2 separate regions of the Homo sapiens genome follow, and region 2 is linked to region 1. Evidence: chromatin contacts called from ENCODE Hi-C or POLR2A ChIA-PET data. All regions are on one chromosome and are shown on one strand. Each heading gives the region's core, a stretch centred on a gene start or an enhancer-like site at or near the end of the contact. The rest is flanking DNA. Distances are from core to core; before and after follow the strand shown.

Region 1 (7,248 bases), core at 1,023-3,522:
GGGAACTAATCCATTCCCACAAGAGGAAGAACTCACTCACTCCTGAGAGAAGGCACCAAGCCATCCATGAGGGATCCACTCTCGTGACCCAAACACCTCCCACAAAGCCCCACCTCCCAACACTGCCACACTGAGGGCCAAATGTCAACAAACCATATCCAAACCGTAGCACCTTCTGAGGAGCCGAATAAAATGTGCCTCCGAATTGTCCACGCCAGTGACAGAAGAGGAGAGCTTGTGTCTACTGGCTCCATGTCCCACGGGTGAAGGGTGGCCCCAAACGGTGTTGTCATTCACATGCTTCAAGGCTACATATGCCTGAGTGCCTCGCAGCTTCCTAAAGATGACAGAGGCTGATGTTGGGTGCTGCCAGGACACTCAGACCCATGCAGAGCTGGCTGTCGCCACAATGGCAGGAGTCAAGGTGGCTGAGAGAGGCCGGGTGCGATGGCTCAAGTCTGTAATCCCAGCACTTTGGGAGGCAGAGGTGGGTGGATCACCTGAGGTCAGGAGTTCAAGACCAGCCTGGCCAACATGGTAAAACCCCGTCTCTTCCAAAAATACAAAAATTAGCCAGGTGTGGTGGCACACGCCTGTAATCCCAGCTGCTCAGGAGGCTGAGTGAAGCAGGAGAATCGCTTGAACCTGGGAGGAGGAGGTTGCAGTGAGCTGAGACTGCCATACGGCCCTCCAGCCTGGACAACAGAATGAGACCCCGTCTCAAAAAAAAAAAAAAAAAAAAAAAAAAAAAAAAGAGGTGGTTGAGAGGATGTGAGATGGGACAGAGGTATGAGGTGCAGGTGGATTTTCAGGGAGTGAACACATTTCCAAACCAATGTCTCGGCTGTTGGGAAGCTTCAGATAGTATGCAATTAAATTTTCCACACCAGATTTCAGGCCCTGAAAAAGCAATTTGAAAAAGGCTCTCTGTGGCCGGGCGCGGTGGCTCACTCCTGTAATCCCAGCACTTTGGGAGGCCGAGGCGGGCAGATCACGAGGTCAGGAGATCAAGACCATCCTGGCTAACATGGTGAAACCCCGTCTCTACTAAAAATACAGAAAATTAGCCAGGCGTGGTGGCGGGCGCCTGCAGTCCCAGCTACTCAGGAGGCTGAGGCAGGCGAATGGCATGAACCTGGGAGGTGGAGCTTGCAGTGAGCCGAGATCGTGCCACTTCACTCCAGCCTGGGTGACAGCGAGACCCTGTCTCAAAAAGAAAAAAAAGAAAAAGGCTCTCTGTGCAGCCACAGCCTCCACTGGACCGTGCAGATGGGACCCACCAGGGTTACTGCTTGGCCCGCTCCACCATGGACCACCAGCATCTCCTCTCTACCATGGTGGCCAGCTGGAAGCCCTGTGGACACTGAGCCATGCCACAGAAGCCATCAGACGCACACCATGGGGAGAAATGGCAGTGTGGGGATCCAAGCAAGCCTGCACCGGCATCGAGGCAGAGTTTGCACTCCAGTCACTCCATGGTCGCGTGGCCTTGGACAAATGATTCACTGTGTGAGGTCCAGGTTCCACATCTCTCAAACTGGGATCTTAACCCCCAGCAACCTCTTCATCCCAAAAGGCCATGTTGATGTGAAATATCTAACACGTATGGTGAGCACTTAATGAGAGCTGTACTTTACAAACCTCAGTTTATTGACATTCTAATCATTCGATAGGTATTTCTCAGGCACCACATACAAAGGTTTGTTTTTTTGAGATGGAGTTTCGCTCTTGTTGCCCAGGCTGGAGTGCAATGGCGCGATCTCGGCTCACCACAACCTCCGCCTTCCAGGTTCAAGTGATTCTCCTGCCTCACCCTCCCGAGTAGCTGGGATTACAGGCATGCACCACCACGCCTGGATAATTTTGTATTTTTAGTGGAGATGGGGTTTCTCCATCTTGGTCAGGCTGGTCTTGAACTCCCGCCCTCTGGTGATCTGCTCACCTCAGCCTCCCAAAGTGTTGGGATTACAGGCGTGAGCCACCACGCCCGGTCTTGTTTTACATTTATGGGAGCCTACAACATGCCCAGTTCCAAGTTCAAGAAGGAATGGGAGCTGCAGTTGTTGTGGTCTAACAGCTTTCCGTTTAATGTCACACTGTAAATGACACCAATTGCACCCCAGGAGGTTCCCACTCTGTAATAGGTGAACCAGCCCGTGGCCCACGGCTGGAAGATCACATGTCAGAGCTCTGCATGAGCCAGGGGAGAAGGTGCTGCATGGACAGAAGTAAGTGGGTGACCAGTGCCACTAAAAGCAGAGCTTGAGTTTACTCTCATAACCATCGGCTGTGGGCCAGACATTTGGCTGCTTTGCAGGCAGACCAGGCTTCCCGGTGAGTCATGCTGCTTAAAATGCTGTCTGGGAACGCAGAGAAAGTCTAAACGCCAAGACGCTGAGGACAGCCCCGCAGGTGGACTGCCATGCCCGGCTCGGCCCCTTTTTGGTCCCCAGAGTGGACCCTTCTCCTCCCCACAGAGGGGAGGCATCTGATGGTGGCTTCAGCAGACAACCTGGAGAAGAACCACTCAGGGTTTGTCTTGCTGACGTCCTATAGCCAGCAAAACCCAGGGCAGGAGAACCCTGGCTCTTTAGGGCAGGTGGGGGAGAGGGCATCTTAGCAGGGAAGGAGCTAGGGTAATGCCAGAAGCAACCCACTCAGCAGGGCCACTCAGCAACCCCCTGGCGAGCAGAAAGGTGGCAAACAACACATCTTCTGGGCAGACTCCTTTGAAGAGAGGTAGAACATACCAGAAAGGAATAGCATTGTGACAGCAGGGCCGGGTGGGTGTCCTGCTTCTGACAGATCTAGTGCTGAGGGCAGACGTGGTGCATGTCTCCAGGTTTCAACCACACACAAACCGGTCGTGAAAGTTTGAAAGATATTTATTTAAAAACAGAACAAAAAAGCTTTGGTATTTCAAAACCTGACAATCATCAATCACTAGAAAGTTAAACACCTCCCCTGAAGCCCCAAAGTACAAAACCACAGATGTCCACAGGCTCCTAAAAAAGGGCGTGCAAACCCGAGGATGACAGCACAACCCGCACCCTCCTACAGGCAGCAGCACAGCCACCCTGGGGGGCCCCGGCCCAGCCTCGGGACCGTGGGGCCTCCGAACGCCGAGATGGACATCACCGCCAACACTCACCATCTACAGGGGATGCAAAAGCCATCTAGCAAAATCTCAACAAAAATAAATTAAAACTTCATTAAGAAAGAACACGTTAAATTAGGAAAAGGACACAACTTTTCCTAGACAAGAGTCTTTTCAAAAGATGATCTATTTCCTGGGACAGAAGAAAGGGGGAAAGTGGAAGGAGTGAGTTCCATTTCAAGTATTTGCCATACAGGTTCATTTTATTGAGTGGAAAGCTTACAAAAGGTCCACTGGCCCCTTCCCTCCCCACGTGACACTCATTCCTTCCAATGCAAACTCTGGTGTATCCACACTCACTTCTGCGTCACCGGTTTCCCCCAACAAGGCACAAAGGGCGGGTGCTTCCAAAGGATCCCTTGCTCCTGGCAGCGGGACTTTCAGTGCTGGGTGTCTTGTGCAAATGGTGGCTGAAAGCAGGACTGTTAGTTCACTCAGACACTGGGATCTTCCTGTTCAATTCACAAAACAAGTGTGATTACTGTTCACTGCCAACCCCAGTGGCCAGCTATAGAAATAGGCTACGGAGACAACCCTAGTGGCACCACACCCTGGCTCTGACCCAGCCTTGCAGAATTACCACGGACTCAGTGGCCTGGGCCCTTCTGGAGCTGAGTGTTCACTGGCTCCACTCTGGCATGGCCCAGCTTGAGCCTAAGTCAAGGAGAGATCGGTCAGTACCCCATGAAGGTAGTTTGGCTCATTTGCCCAACTGTGGGAGGAACCGAAGGTGCACTCAAGAGCGAGGGCAGAGAAGCCACCAAGCAGCAGGGAAAAGCAGCCGCCTGCCAAACAGACGGCAAAACCCACACGATGCACATTTGGCACCTGTCCTAGTGCAGCTAGTTCAGAGGCGGCTCACAAGGAAGGCCTCTGTGCAGTCCTTTTTGATCTGACTTTTGATTTTTCTTCGAACTTGAGGAACTCAGCCCTGTCTCCCACTCTTCTGCTCTTTCAGGTCAAGTTCTGCTTCCTTTTCCAAGTCCTGGTCTTGGGCCAGAAACTAGAAGCCGCAGGCATCCCTGTGGATGTGATGGGACACTTCCCATTTCTCCAGGGTGGGATCTGGGCTCTCTGACTACTTGGGGGCACAGACGCAGAGCCTAATATACCTCTCTACTGTCACTACAGTTTAAAAAGAGAAGATAAAGGAGAAAAGAAGAGAAGGGAGGGGAGGGGAGGAAGAGTAGAGGGGAGGAGACGGGATACAGGAGGAGAGAAGAGAAAGGGAAACAGCTCAGCTCTTTGGGAAACATTTTCTTCTACAACTGCTAACAAAGGCCTCCCCCTGGAATCCCTGCTGGTCTTTCTCCTGAGGAAGCACAGAAGGCCGGGCGGCAGGGCACAGTAGGCAGCCTCACCCCGCGACAGCAATGCTGATGCTAAGATGCTGCCCCGATGACAGTCTTGCAGCAATGATGGCCAAAATCACCGCTTCCAGGGGCAAACATGTCTCAGGAAACTTGAGGGCAATGCTTCTGTCCTGTGTCCTATGCTAACGAGATGGCCACTCTGGTCCGAGGCCTGGAGCAAGGGGCTGACCTCTGCATGCCATGAACAGGCACATGGGGGGAAGCTGGGGATCCCGCCAGCAGTTCAGACAGAGGCTTCAAGTCAATCTAGGGGCTTGTTGCAGTTATTTTTATTTTATTATTATTATTATTTATTATTTATTTTTTATTTTTTTGAGACAGAGTCTCACTCTGTCACCCAGGCTGGAGTGCACTGGCATGATCTCGGGTCACTGCAACCTCCGTCTCCCGGGTTCAAGCAATTCTCCTGCCTCAGCCTCCCGAGTAGCTGGAATTACAGGCATGCACCACCATGCCCAGCTAATTTTTGTATTTTTAGTACAGATGGGGTTTCACCGTGTTGGCCAGGCTGGTCTTGAACTCCTGACCTCAGGTGATCTGCCCGCCTCAGCCTCCCAAAGTACTGGGATTATAGGCATGAGCCACTGCACCCAGCCTCATTATTATTATTTTTAGACAGGGTCTCACTCTGTCACCTGGGATGGAGTGCAATGGTGTAATCACAGCTCACTGCAGTCTCAAACTCCTGGGCTCAAGTGATCCTCCCACCTCAGCCTCCTAAGTAGCTGGGACTACAAGCGTGCACCATCACGCCTGGCTGATTTTTAAATTTTTTGTAGAGACAAGTCCTCGTTATCCTGCCCAGGCTGGTCTCAAACTACTGGGCTCGAAGGATCCTCCCACCTCGGCCTCCCAAAGTGTTGAGATTATAGGCATGAGCCACCAGGCCCTGCCTCTAATTTTTTTTTTTTTTTTTTTTTTACTTTTATTTGCTTTTTTGTTTTTTGCTTTTTTGAGACAGGGTCTTGCTCTGTTGCCCCAGCTAGAGTGCAATGACACAATCATAGTTCACTGCAGCCTCAAACTCCTGGGCTCAAGGGATTCTCCCATCTCAGCCTCCCAAGTAGCTGGGACTACAGGCACAAGCCACCACACCCAGCTTGCAGTTATTTTTAAATGCTGAGATTTATGATGCGGGAGGAGGGGAGGGCTGCCCTGGAAAGCCAGAAGACCATCAATTCACACCTGGATTTCCAGCTTTCCCTTCCTCGTCGTCTCCTCTCAAAACACTTGTGCGCGCTCTCTGGTGTCAAGGGCTGAGGGCATCAGGACACCCATTCCTGCCCAGGCCTCACCCCCCCTCGCCAGGCTAGCCCCTTCCGAGACACAGGGCTGAGAGCAAGGCCAAGGCCTCGGGTTTCGACCAGATGGCGGCTTCCTACCTTACTCCTGAAGAGGGGCTTGGCTCCAGGCCCACAGTACTCGTTGTAGATGAGCTTGAAGAGGAAGAGGTGGAAGAGGGTGATTAGGGAGGCCACGCTGAACCAGAAGAGGAAGGGCAGCCCGGGGTCCTGCTGGGCCATGTGCTCATCATGGGCCAGGATGGCCTTGAGGTGCAGCGTGTGCCGCAGGTCCTGCAGGTGTGTGAGGTCGGTGGAGATGTAGAGCAGTGGCGTGATGGGCTGTGTCACCATGACCGAGAAGGTGTGGCCCGTGGGCGCCGAGGTCAGCTCCACTGGCTCGTCCAGGCAGCCTGCCTTGCAGGCATAGATCTTGACAGGCTGGCCACGGGACTCCACGGACACGTGTAGGTAGGGCTTGCCCTCGGCATCCGCCAGCACGGCCAGGTTGATATGGTCGTTCTTGTAGCGGATGCCATGCAATGCATAGCTGTTGTGCAGCACGTCGGGGTCGGCCTGGAACTGGAGGTGGTTCTCTGTGAACTGCAGCCCCCCAAAGCTGAGCACCATCCCCTGCAGGATGCCTGGGGCACCCACCTTCACCAGCCCCTTGCAGCCACGCTTCTGGAGGGTCAGCCTCCACAGGTCAGAGAGCTGCAGGATCTGCTGGACGGAGGACAGCCGCCCCGGCCACAGGTTCTCGGCGTGCATGGTGGCGTGCCCGCTGAAGCAGTGATCTTCATAGTTGAGCGTCGACTCCATCTGGTCTCGCTCCCTGTGGCTCAGGGAGGGGCTGAGCAGTGGGGCTGGCGAGCAGGAGAGCATGTAATAGAGCGTCAGGTTCACGGTGAGGCCAGACGGCGTGTGGGTGTCAGTGATCTTCTTCATTTCCACTCCTGCAACACCATGAAAGCGGCATGTTAAGGGGGAAGGACAGCTGGGAGGCAGAGCATACGAAATAAAGACCAAGGGCAGCAGAAGAGTGAGGTGTTGTGCCTTAATGATAAAGACAGTGGTGCCCATCTCCCTAAAGTATAGAAGAAAGTCAGCCTGTCTTGTTTACACGACCAACTTGAGCCTGTGGGCCTGAAATCTAGAATCCTGTTAAAAAGCAGCGGGGCCTGGTGCCAGAGCCCAGAGGAACACAGACTTAGCCAGGACTTGGCACCAACCCTATGGTCAGACATCCTGCGCCAGATCAGTCACCAGTGCTGAGGCCAGTCTCAGGCCACTTCTCCTCTCTGTCCTTTCTCTCTCCAGTCTTGTAGCTTTATGTATGTATGTATTTATTTGTTTATTGAGACAGAGTCTCACTGTGTTGCCCAGGCTTGAGTGCAGTGGAACGATCTCAGGTTACTACAGCCTCCGCCTCCCGGGT
Region 2 (6,718 bases), core at 2,172-4,671, 540 kb after region 1:
CCAGCATCCTTGTGACGTGGAGAGAGCATGGCTCTCCTCACTTTCTGGATGAACACACAAATGTGCTGAGAAAATGCATGATTGGTTCAAAGTTGCAAAATCACCTCCCATCAAGAATCATTCCTATAATATGTACAGCCTCTCCAGGAGCCAATGGCTTCATCCAAAGAGGATCCACTGAGCTCTGGGTTATACGAAGGCAGTATCCTAGAGTGAGAGTCTTCCCTTAGGATGAAAAGACCTTTAGAAGGTGATAAGAACCAGAATCCACTCAATCCCCTTGATGTAAGAAATGGGAATTGTGCTCAGTTCTCTCTGCAGGCCTTGCTGGACCCAGGTTCAGTCATGTTCTGTCTCTCAGGTCCCAGTCTGAATTCCTGTTCTGTGTGTGCTCTGCCAAAAACTTTGTTCAAAAGTTTGGGAAAGGGCTGGGTGCAGTGGCTCAGGACAGTAAGCCCAGCACTTTGGAAGACCTAGAGGGAGAATCGCTTGAGCCCAGGAGTTTAAGGCTGCAGCAAGCGGTAATCATGCCACTGCACTCCTGCCTGGGTGATAGACGGACACCCTGTTTCTAAAAAAAAAAAAAGTTTGGGAAAGAGATATTGCCTCACTGGAGCAAATTTACCCAGAATCCAAAAGAAATGTTGTGAATTGTTAGTACATTCTCACCCAAGGAGTTTCCTTTACCAATTTGTCTCACTAGAGCTGAAGAGTCTAGAGAGCTTCCTCACACCCCACTGTCAGAGGGTAAACATCCTGTGAGTGTCCCTGGCACAGGTCCTGGAGATGCTCCCTAGACGGGCTGCCTCTTCCCTTCAGTGACTGTGACCTCTTCAGCCTCTGCCAGCTTCTGGCCTCTTCTAAGGTGTTTTCAGCCATTGCTGTCAACTTGCAAAATGTTTGGAATGCCTTTTTGACCTGGATTGGTCTTTTGAACTGACTCCATTGAGGGTCCCAGCCAGCTTTCACAGCTTTTTGGGGTGCTCTTCATGAAGGTTTTATATAATCGCCGATACCGAATTTCATCAAAGCATGCAGTAGCTTTTACCTTATTTCAAGCATCCAGTGGGGTTGGCCAGTCACCCCCATAGTGTTCTTTGAAAATTGCAAATGTATACCATCAGCTCTCCATATCCACAGATTCAGCCAACCATGGATGGAAAATATTTGGGGGGAAAAAAGATTTCACGAAGTGCCAGAAAGCAAAATTTGAATTTGCCACACGTTTCAAATACTGTATTGACTCCACACAAATGAAGTGATATGTGGGCATCGTATTAGCTACAATAAATAATCTAGAGGTGATTTAACGTATACAGGACGGTGTGTGTAGGTTATATGCAAACACCTACAGCACATTATGTAAGGGACTTGAGCATCCTAGGATTTTGGTATCTGCAGGGGATCCTGGATCAATCCCACATGGATACTAAGGAACAACTACATTTAGTTATCTCTCTCTGCCTTAGATATCTTTCTTTTCTTTTCTTTTTTTTTTTTTTTTTGAGACAGTCTCGCTCGGTCGCCAGACTGGAGTGCAATGCTGCGATCTCGGCTCACTGCAACCTCTGCCTCCTGGGTTCAAGCAATTCTCCTGCCTTAGCCTCCCGAGTAGCTGGGACTACAGGCACGCATCACCACGCCCAGCTAATTTTTGTATTTTTAGTAAAGATGGGGTTTCACCATGTTGGCCAGGATGGTCTCGATCTCTTGACCTCGTGATCTGCCCGCCGCAGCCTCCCAAAGTGCTGGGATTATGGGCGTGAGCCACTGCGCCCAGCCTCTGCCTTATATTTCATAGGATGCCATCATCTTCAAACTTTCCCCGAAGGCCCAATTTTCTAGTCTCCTGTTGATTTAATCCTCTATCTGTATCCTCTCCTGATCGTCCGTAGGCTGCCCAAGCTCTGGGATCGAAAAATTGGCCACTGTTAACCTCTCAGCTTTTCTCTGATTTTTTTTTTTTTTTTTTTTTGAACTGGAGCACACTTTACTTCTGACTAACATGTAACATATATCCTCTGACTCTGGACTTAATGGGCAAATCTGCAGGATCCTCTTCTGTGAGTTGGCCTGTCTGTGGCCTCTCTGGCACAGAGATTAATAGAATGGCCTTAAGTTATCATTCCATAATCAAGGGGTTTGGCTTTAAATGCTTTTGCTTTTGTCCTCGTCAGGTTACAACAGCCCTTGTCTTTTTCACTAGGTATCATTGGTGGACTGACCAGTGTTATAACTTCGACAGTGGAAGGTGTGAAAACAGAAGGGGGTGTCAGCGGTTTCATATCTGGCCTTGGAAAAGGGCTTGTTGGCACTGTAACCAAGCCAGTGGCAGGCGCCCTGGATTTTGCATCAGAAACAGCCCAGGCGGTGAGAGACACAGCCACACTCAGCGGCCCCAGGTCAGTGGTGTGGGAAGAATGGCTTTTGCAGTTTCCAGCCTAGGTCTGCTGCTTCTCCTAATCCATACTGATGTGTTTAATTGTGCACTTTCTTAGTTATAGGGTTTTTAATTCAAATACTTGTAACTGAAATTTCTGATCTGCCTAATATAAAAAGATGAAAATGAGGTACAGAAACCTGGCATGAATTTTTTCAGATAAATATATATATAGCATATTTTATATATGCTATATATTTTATATATGTATGTATATATAGCATATTATATATAAGTATGTATAACTATATTATGTTATTTTTCTCCATTAGAGAGGTCAGAATTAGGATTAAACTGTTAGAAGCTTCTTCTGTTCACCAAGCCAACTGGATCCCCACATGCCTATGAAGAAAACTGTCAGATTGTAGTCTGGTTCTTACTCCTACACCCCGTGATATAGTTCTAGAATCCCCACTGTTGTTGTTCACCATGTGGGTCTGTTCCTTCTTAATTTTCCTTCCGCTTGAAAGTATCAGCCCCAACCCCATAAAGAAAAGTGCCACCCCCCATCCCCCCAGCAGGTCAGCAGTTCTGCTGTGGGATTGCTGTCTGGCCTTGATACCAGCTGAGACTGGAAATCAGGGACAGCCCATATGGTTCCAAACCCCACAGAACCCAACTGCTTTAACGTAGCTGTTTGCTTGAATGGCCTATTTTAGCCTCCCTTTTCCAGAGTGACTAATTGGGGATTCTTATCAACAAAGGGTATAATGAATGTTAAGGGCCCAGCCAAGCTAGACTCGACTTAAGCCCAGAAGGATTTTGCTGCTGCTTGGATAATAGATTTTCCCTGAGTGAATTAGTACGCCCTTTTAGAATGCCTAGGGCCTGGCCCACATCCACACCCTATCACTCCCTCAAATAGGATGTGAAGTGAAATTGTCCCCAATTGAAGTGAATCCATTTGTCTGTCACCAGGAAAACTTACTGAAGACACATTACTGCAGTAGGGGAAATGCTCCGATTGTGGACTGGGGCCATGCAGTGTGCTGTGCCAGAATGCCTTCCATCTGGAAGCAGCTGAGTAAACTCTGTATGGTTTACTTTAGTTAAGTTACATTCTATTCTCAGATACAAAACTAAAACAATCCTTGAGTATATTTTGAAGCATTTATGAAGTTGTGGGGAGGGGCAGGCAGTGAGGAGGCTTCGAAAGTATTTCCAGTTAGTTTTTCCATCTCTGCTCGAAGCCCAAGAAGTCCACCTCCAGTATTTGTTAAGATAATAAGACTTAATGAAGTGTAAAGCTGAAGACGCCTAAGAGTTCCCAAAGAAGCATGTGTATTCTTAAAATGTCAAAATAGCCAAGGGATTGGTTGATTAAAAAGGGTTCAAGGTATATGTGATAAATTTTTTAAAGATGATTTTGTGCTGTGAAGTTTTAATAATGTTGACGAGAAAGAAACGGCTTGAATTTTATACATTGTCAGCTTGCAAGTCTTCATGGGGGTTTTTCATTCTTTTTAGGAGCACAAGTAATGTAGCCACAGTCACTGCAGAAAGAATGTCTTTGAGAGGGACATTCTTGTCATTTTTATTAGTTGTTCAACATTGCCACAGAAGTTTGATTTTCTGTCAGCCAGTACATAGCTGCCATTTATTCATTGCCTGTCAGTAAATAGTGATTGAAAATTTCCTATGAACTCAGGGTTGGGAATAGCAGAAACCAAAACTGTCTCTGGTCTCAAAGAGCTTATAATCAAGCAGGGCAGCAAACATAAAAAATTATATAAACACTTATTTGCTGAAATTGTGACAAATGACATCGAGGACACTTAGAGGGTGCCGTGAGACTATGATCAGAGAAGGTGATGGGGAGAAGGAGGGTGGCTAACCTAGTGATCAGGGGAGTTGAGACAGGCTTTTCTAGGAAAGTAATCTTTGAGGTGAAGCCTGGAGTATGAAGTAGGAGTTGGCCAGGTGAAGAGAAGAGAGAATCACCTTCCAGGTAAAAGGGAACTACTGTGTGTGCAACAGCAAAAGGAAGGAACTTATCTATGTGCCAGGCATTGTCTTTGTGCCTCCACGTGTGGAATCCCATTTAATCTTCATAGTTGATTTACAAATGAGGACAAGACAGTCCAGAGAAGTCATGGAGCTTGTCCACAGCCACACAGCTGGTGGGAAATGGTAGACCTAGACTTAGACCCAGCCTATGTCTTGACCCTGTGCCCAGCACCACTGCATTGCACCCTGCTGCCTGGGTCTGCGAGGAGGGGGCTCATTGGATTTCTCTTGTACGTGTTTCAGAGTCAGTTAGTGTCAAGATATGGCATTCCACATAGTTTCTTCCCTGCTGACTCAAGATTTACTTTACTATTACCTGCACACTGACATGATTCAGGTCTTGACCAACACTGCATTTTTGTCTGTCTGTTTCCTCTGGCCTGCCACCTTAGCCTTATCTGGACCTCAGCAGCAGAGACCATGCCCTCATGAAGGCACTGGGGAGCCGTTCACAGTCAGCACTGGCCACTCCTCATCTCAGCCCAATGAAGTTTTACATTTCCATGTAGATGAGGCACTCGGGATATAGAAAAGTTGTGCAGCTTGACTCAAAGCAGACAGTAATTGGGTAGCCTAATTGAAGTTTAACTGCAAGTTCCAACTTTGTAGGCTGCAGAAAAAAAGGAAAAAAAAAAACAACAACAACAAAGTTTAACTGCAAGTTTCATGAGACAGCGATCTGCCTAACCATTCACTCCTCCTAGAAGCAAAAGCTACCGTGATCATTGAGGCACAGCCGGTCTTCATATATCCTCAAAGGAGGGGGATTAGCTTCCACATCCCTTCTCTATTCCTGGAGGTGCCAGTAGTGGGAGAGTCATGGCAGAAGTTACCAGAGGCAAGTGGGGCAGAGGCAAGTAGGGTATATGTTTGGATCAGTGGATCAGTGTCCTTTATTGTGCAGAAAAAGCTAAAATTACAGATTCTTCTGAAGGGATACATAGCAGCCGTTTCACCAATGTCCCTCAGTCCATTTGTCCAGGTCCAGAAGTATTCATGAGGAGCTATGCGTTAGAAGAGAGCACTTGGGCTGGGCATGGTGGCTCACACCTGTAATCCAGCATTTTGGGAGGCCAAGGTGGGAGGATTGCTTGAGCCCAGGAGTTTGAGACCAGCCTGGGCAACACAATGCCCCCATCTCTTACAAAAAAAAAAACAAACCTGGATATGGTGGCGGGTGGTGTGCACCTCTGGTCCTTGCTACTTGGGAGGCTGAGGTGGGAAGATTGCTGAAGCCTGGAAGGTTGAGGCTGCAGTGAGCTATGATTGTGCCCCTGCACTCCAGCCTGGGCAACAGTGAGACCCTGTCAAACAAGGAAAGAGAACACTTGATCTGGAAAACAACAGGCCAGAGTCCCAGCCACCTTACTTATTAGCTTTGGGCCCTGGGTCAAGTCAAGACATCTATGTAAGACTCAGTTTTAGTTTTTTCATCTATAAAGTGGGGATAAATTTATCTCTCTGTTTATTCTGCTTCTCAGGGGTTTGAAGCCCAACCAGAGTTATTTTAATGTGGAAGCTATAAAGAACTATAAAAATGCTGGGTGATATTATTTTAAAGTCCTATTAAAGGAGCGCAGAGATCCTTGCAGGTGGAGAAATGTTTCAGTGCCAGTTTGTTCTGATGACACTGTATCTCTTAGGAACATACTGGCTCTAACACTATCACCGAGGGATAAATCACCCTGGTTTCTTGGAAGTGAGTTATAACCATCTCCAACCATCCCGGTTGATTGAACAGGATCCAGGGGTGTTACTCAGGGTTTTTCCCCACTGTTTAGACAACAGGGACTAACAAATGATTTGAAGGGATTAGAAGTGAGATTCTGACCGAGGGTTGACCTGAGCCCAGGGACCAAGCCAGGAATAGAACCCAAGAGTCCAAGAGTTCTGCCTCTGAGCCTGCAATTGGAATGAGACTTTCTGCTTCCTTTGTAATATTTCATCCAAGTAAAGGCTTAGATCTTAGCATCTATGTTTTAAAAGACCCAAATTTTAAGCAGATGATAGGAAAGTAAGCCATAAAACTGTGAAAGAGTACTCCTTCCAGTAATCCATCTGAAAAGTGGCCTTACAGGAAACATTGGCTCTTTTTTGTGTTTATTTGAACATGATTTTATTTATAGGGAACCCCCCCTCCTTATGTTCTTTTAGATTAAAATACTTCCAAGTTCCTCTCCTTGTTGGAGTGCGCTGGCATTCCAAGCGACAGCCACCTAACTTTCCTCTGAAATTTCCAGGCAACCCAATAGTTCTCAGGAAGGCAGGTGG

What was found. A loop is a pair of places that touch in the nucleus more often than their neighbours do. ChIA-PET counts read pairs that join two places held with the same protein, here RNA polymerase II (POLR2A). Pooled maps may share reads with other maps.
Region 2: a loop to region 1 is called in a pooled map, with 2.7 times the contacts of the local background. The contact joins two enhancer-like sites. A Hi-C loop is called at or near these places in 2 of 50 pooled maps. POLR2A ChIA-PET finds 5 or more read pairs at or near these places in 5 of 52 experiments (activated CD4-positive, alpha-beta T cell, activated CD8-positive, alpha-beta T cell and activated naive CD4-positive, alpha-beta T cell).

What each region holds. Positions count from the first base shown.
Region 1 is chr1:11,916,724-11,923,971 of GRCh38, forward strand. KIAA2013 reads right to left here. Exons shown (of 3, transcript NM_138346.3): 2 at 5,913-6,766; 3 at 2,868-3,609. The coding sequence ends at 3,592. Among named protein-coding and RNA genes, the nearest start is that of KIAA2013, 6.1 kb to the right of the region's middle. RefSeq lists a silencer at 240-395. Within about 2 kb of position 2,273, at least 12 of the 41 ENCODE cell types and tissues checked have a DNase peak (open chromatin) inside an H3K27ac peak, as active enhancers do.
Region 2 is chr1:12,457,995-12,464,712 of GRCh38, forward strand. VPS13D (vacuolar protein sorting 13 homolog D) reads left to right here. Exons shown (of 70, transcript NM_015378.4): 67 at 2,207-2,402. Among named protein-coding and RNA genes, the nearest start is that of SNORA59A, 46 kb to the right of the region's middle. Within about 2 kb of position 3,422, at least 20 of the 41 ENCODE cell types and tissues checked have a DNase peak (open chromatin) inside an H3K27ac peak, as active enhancers do.